2 separate regions of the Homo sapiens genome follow, and region 1 is linked to region 2. A link is an interaction called in ENCODE POLR2A ChIA-PET data of the cell type or tissue named here. Cell type or tissue: CD4-positive, alpha-beta T cell. All regions are shown on one strand. Links, peaks and the distances in the headings refer to the core of each region. The heading gives the core; the rest is flanking DNA.

Evidence for each region. ChIA-PET counts read pairs that join two places held together with the same protein. Peaks named below come from ENCODE experiments on the same cell type or tissue, not always from the same donor. Only the 100,000 strongest peaks of a DNase experiment are listed, where the experiment ranks them.
Region 1: POLR2A ChIA-PET joins it to region 2 with 14 read pairs; 9 of 35 experiments call an interaction of 5 or more read pairs at or near these places.

What each region holds. Positions count from the first base shown.
Region 1 is chr3:152,308,976-152,311,882 of GRCh38, forward strand. The region is part of intron 2 of MBNL1 (muscleblind like splicing regulator 1); the gene reads left to right. Among named protein-coding and RNA genes, the nearest start is that of MBNL1-AS1, 41 kb to the left of the region's middle. In CD4-positive, alpha-beta T cell, for the core only: no CTCF peak of the experiment used is centred there; DNase peaks (open chromatin) are centred at 242 and 1,136; H3K27ac peaks cover 1,175 bases.
Region 2 is chr3:152,242,055-152,244,977 of GRCh38, forward strand. It overlaps a transcript of MBNL1 not described here. Among named protein-coding and RNA genes, the nearest start is that of MBNL1, 25 kb to the right of the region's middle. RefSeq lists enhancers at 1,452-1,511, 1,642-1,771. In CD4-positive, alpha-beta T cell, for the core only: no CTCF peak of the experiment used is centred there; DNase peaks (open chromatin) are centred at 1,046, 1,407, 1,797 and 2,297; H3K4me3 peaks cover 2,034 bases; H3K27ac peaks cover 2,296 bases.

The sequences.
Region 1 (2,907 bases), core at 1-2,500, 67 kb after region 2:
TAACAATACAGTCCTCAAGGAGCCGGTTACTAACAGGGAGACTAGTATATTAGGTGGTGGCGGCAATGGTTAGGAGGGGGAAGTTTCTCGACAGCAATTGCAGGGTCAGTGAAAGAGATACTTGAGGAAGAGAGAAAGAAATGGCTCTGGTGGTTTATCTTTCCTTTTTCCCCTTCCCTCTCTCTCACACTATTAATTATGACATCACAAGTGGGAATAAAAGAACTAGAGGGAATCCCCAGTAAAAGACTTCACATAGCCACAGGCCACCAGACTGTGGCAGCTGTCCCTGAATCATCATGGGTCAGTTGGTAACGACCTGTATTTTAACCCTAGATCACAATTTTAGGCCCAGCAAAATTGTTCTGAAGCTGTCTAGATTTATTAAGCTATATTTATATTTTAGTTTATGTTAATATGAGGTTGAGATCCAAGACCCTGTTTTCTCCAGACCTCATATGAGTACAGTATCTTAAGTTAGAATTTATCTCTCTGCATAAAAATCAGACCTAGTGCGTAGGCTTCTGGATCTCAGAATCACTTATACTTAAGTCCAGGCTGTTCTCAAATAAGGCAAGAAGCATCTGCTGTTAATAGCTGACAGTAAATTACACAAAGTAAAACATGGAAAATTAAAGTCAGAAAAGCTAGGAAGCTTTTCTATCATTTTCAATTTTCTGCAAAAATACAGACATAATCAGTGTTTAGGATCTGCTTGTGATGGATAAATTACATCTGTAATTCCTTCTTTTCCATATTACTGCATTCAGACGATAATTTGCTTTCAGATATCTTTGCTCATCTAATCGTTCATAGACTGGAAATAAGTAGTAACATCTCCCAATCCTAGGAAGCATTTATAACTAGTCTTTGCCTTTTTGGGTGTTGATAGACTAGTGGTGATTATAAGCTTTCGAGCTTCTGAAAAGCACAACGAAGATTAAAATAATCATAGGATAATAAAATACTTTAAAACCCTTCTAGTCTTTAATTTTAAAATGTTCCAGTAGAACACAAATTTGCTCAGGTAACACACAAGTAAGCATTAAATGCCTTCCTGTGTATCTGAGAAGTTTGTTATGAAATATTTTGGAAACCGCTGCATAGTCAGTGTAGGAGGAGCAGATGAATTTTAGCTGTGGTTATGTGTGCTGTAAAAGACTATACGTGCTTGTATTAGTCAGAATGAGTACACCACTAATTTTTGTATGGTAAGAGATTTATACTAAGCTCATCATCAGTTTCTATAATTCAGTGAGATAAAACTGAGTCAGATTGATTTTTAGGTAGCACATGTAGAAACAGCTAATTTTATTCCCCTGATTTGATCCTCATCTATTGATTATATAAACTAAAGAAGCTAAGAACAATTAACCCTTACGAGGTTACACAGTCAGGAGATGCTGAACTGAGATTCAGTGTAGAAAGTCTGTCTTCAGAGCCTATGCTTTTAGTCTTTATGCTAAGTTTAACTTGTTTAAATAGCAAGATTATGAAGCACTATACAGTGACCTCGTATAGACAAAAATATAGTATATTGATTATTAGAGAAACTACATATTAGACTGTTGTACATACGTGGGCAAGTATTTGTTAAATCATTTCAGTTGCCTAAATTTAAGCAACTGTGCTGTTTAAAACATGCTCATTCACATTTTTTCTTAATCTAGAAAGTCACTTCTGAATAATTGCTTGTTTAGATTTTCTCATTTGGTGTGGGAAATTTATATTAAAATTTTAACTAATATTCTAACAATACAGAGTCTGAACCTAAAGTCCAGAAGAATTTTAAGTCATGCCGCAGACAGGATGAACAGTATAGCAAATCAGAATAATAGACTGTTTGGGGGGGTTGGGGGGAACCCATGAGAATTTCAGGATTTCAAGATAAAGCTTGGAATTGAGGTAAAGGCATCAGATAAGGAAGTGTTTCATTTCATAACTTTTTTTTTGCTTGAAATATAATATATTTTAAATCACAAAAGTAGTATAACTGTTATTTTTCTAATGCACAGAACCATGAGACTTTTTTTTTTTTTTTTTTTTTTTTTGAGACAGAGTCCCACTCTGTCGCTCAGGCTGGAGTGTGGTGGTGCCATCTCAGCTTACTGCAACCTCCGCCTCCTGGGTTCAAGCGATTCTCCTGCCTCAGCCTCCTGAGTAGCTGGGATTACAGGCATGCACCACCATGCCCAGCTAATTTTTGTATTTTTACTAGAGGTGGGGTTTCACCATGTTGGTCAGGCTGGTATCAAACTCCTGACCTCGTGATCCGTCTGCCTTGGTCTCCCAAAGTGCTGGGATTACAGGCGTGAGCCACTGCGCCCAGCTCAAGGCATTATTTTATAAGAGGCTGAGATTTTATTCATCTTACTAGGCATTTATTTATATTATATTGTTTCTAATATATGCCTAGTAAGACAGAAATATGCTTAAAAACCTTTGTAAATCTTTACAAGTTGTACTATATTAAGTTAAAATCCAGATGAAACCATTCACCACCTCTTTGACAATGATTCATATATCTTATTGTATGTCATGCTTGTTTGTGATTTTGAGTATTACATTTCAGAAATTTTCTAGGACTAAAATTTCAGTAGTTTATTTTAATTTTTTGTTTATTTGTAATAATTATCAATAATGCTGAAATATTTAGATCTAGTAGGTAGAATTTTTTTCATGTGAATACATTAATTTTAATGATGTATTTAAAAATAGCTCACACTATTCTTTTTAAGACTTTTGTTATATGTAATTGGACAAAAATTTGACCATGTAAATATAAGAATCGTTGATTCTATTTTGTTCATGATATGGCATAAAGAGCATGTTTGCTCTCAAAAAACATGGGTTTGAGAAGATGAAATTTCTGGGCATACTGGGTATTTAGTAGCTATCAGATTGTAA
Region 2 (2,923 bases), core at 110-2,609:
ACACACATACAAAAAAGATATAAGGGCTCAAGTCAATGTGGGCAACTTTCTCAAAAAGTTCTGATGAAGAAAAAGAAAGTAATATGACAAGTCAGTCAGAGGAGGAATTTTTAATAGGGAAGAAACTTGAGCATATTTATCAGCCTGGAAGGGATCATTAGAGAAGAAGAGAAGTAGAGATATACATCCACTATTCAGGCAAAAGGTACACAAATATTGAGGAAATACATTAAAATTACAGCAGACATTGAGGACTATGCTTCCAGAGTGTGACTGGGTCTTTGGGGACTGATAAGCCTAGTGTTTTATATAATGATACCCAAATACAATAATATTTAAAATTTGTCTAAACACATAGAATCTAAGCAATTTTAATCACATTGACAACTTCTCTGTAGGGATTTCCTTATAAGTAGTTCACAAAGGAATTCAAATAAAATTTGATATCAATGACATACTGGGGTTTTGTTCGTTTATTTGTTTTTGTTTTTTGTGCGTTTTATGGAGGGGACAGCTTTCTGCATTTGGTTTATTTAACTTCCTGCAAACTCACATTAAGTATGAGTTTAGGTGAAATGGAAAATATTTCAGCTTCTAATCATCTCCTAATTACTCTGTTTGTTTGTTTTTGAGACGGAGTCTCACCCTATGGCCGAGGCTGGAGTGCAGTGGCAGGATCCCGGCTCACTGCAAACTCTGCCTCTCAGGTTCAAGGGATTCTCCTGCCTCAGCCTCCTGAGTAGCTGGGATTACAGGGGCCTGCCAAAGTGCCTGGCTAATTTTTGTATTTTTTTTAGTAGAGATGGGGTTTCACCATGTTGGCCAGGCTGATCTCGAACTCCTGACCTCAAGTGATCCACCCACCTCGGCCTCCCAAAGTGCTGGGATTACAGGCGTGAGCCACTGTGCCCAGTCTAAGTACTCTTTAATGCCTCTTTGGACATAAGGTTAAATAAAAAGCAAAGAGTGTGGTGCAGTGACAGCATGATAGCTTCTAAAGTCCAGAAAGTGGTTCTTGCAACATGTGGAGGTTTGCATAATTACTGTATTGCTCTTGCAATCCATCTCCTTCTTCCCCAATGAGCAAGGGAGTTTGGGAGCAACTGCCACACATAAAAAATGAAGCTACACATTGGCTTCTATTATCTGGCAACCTAAACCCATGATAAATATATTTGTATATATCCTTTTATTTGAATTTGGCAGTAGTACTTGCTTTGATCAACTTTTTTATGTCTTTTTTCAACCATTGTCCCTACTGTCCTTTAAATATTCTCATTTACTACTCCAACCTGTAAGAAACTTAGCCAGCTAAATGTTCAGTTTTGCAGGATCTGCACCTCTGCACCTGTTTTTTACTCTTGTGGCTGAAGTAGTGAAAGACCATAGTTCATGTGTAAGTAACAGTTTCAGTTTTGCAGTGCTTTATCTATATGTAACAGGCAACTATTCATGAGAAAGGAAGTTTGAGACTTGTAGGTAAAAAACCGCTACCCAAATTCCAGGAAAATGTCTGTTTACTGGAGGTTTTTTTTTTTTCTTCCTTTAATAAGATGCCTGTAGTCAGATTAGCATTTGTGTCATACTTCAAAGACTTTAAATTAATTAGACTTGTAAAAGCAAGTTAATTCCCATATATCAGCTGGACAGTTTTCTTCTGCATAGAGCAATGTTTTCTGTGATCATTGAGCCACACAGGAGATGCTTCCTTATGTAAACGAGCACTACTTAATCAAGTATAGGTTTCTTTTCTTTTCTTTTCTTTTTTGAAATGGAGTCTCACTGTGTCTCCCAGCCTGGAAAGCAATGGCCGCGATCTCAGCTCACTGCAACCTCCGCCTCCTGAGTTCAAGCGATTCTCCTGCCTCAGTCTCCTGAGTAAGTGGGATTCAGACGCCTGCCACCATGCCAGGCTAACTTTTGTATTTTTAGTAGAGACGGAGTTTCACTATGTTGGCCAGGCTGGTCTTGAACTCCTGACCTCAGGTAATCTGCCCGCTTCAGCCTCCCAAAGTGCTGGGATTACAGGCGTCAGCCACCGTGCCAGGCCAACTATAGGTTTCAATAGCTTAACTTTTCTAAAATTTGCTTACACATATAAACATGCATATACTTTAATTATATATGTGTACAGGCACCAATTATAGCCTGTTGCTGTGATTTCAAGTGTAAGCTTTATGAATAATTTTCCATGCCCCATAAAATGGATAAAGCATAATGACTGTTATTTCATAACTTCCTCTTTTGGTGGACTATCCTTTTGCAGAGGAAAAAAAATAATGTAACTAGAGAAGAGAGTTGAGCAGAGAACTGAGCTCTTTGAAGTGCTGGTAGTTTGTCTCAACCCATGAAGCAGCTTAACAAGCAACTATAACTAAGCATAGAGGTAAGAACAATTATTTGCTATTTTTCATTTTATTATTTGGATTGCTATTTATATAGCAACAATTTAAATGCTGGCCACATTACAGTGTAGATTAGATAAACCTGATAACTCTTTCAAGTAAGTAACCGACATTTTAAATAAAAAGTTTAATACATTTACAAAGCTTCAGCTTCACATACAAGCTTTTAAAAACCTGGAAAAATTTAAAGTTTTCATTGATCTCCAAATTATTTTACCTGCAAAATAAAACGTTATCTTTCTTGTGTATTTGTAATTTTGCACACAATTTAGTGCTGAAGAGGCATTTGGATTATTAACAAATTTGATAACTTTTCTTCTTTCCCAGCTCTAGATTATTTCTAATATTCTCTCACAGATATACTTTTGTTCATTTTGCATATTATTAGTTGAGCACTTTCCAGAAAAAAAAGCATTCTTACATTTGTTTTTACCCACCGTGAAAATATATTGTATCATTTAAAATATGACATTTCAGTATTATTTTTATATCATCACTTTATGATGATATTTGTTTAG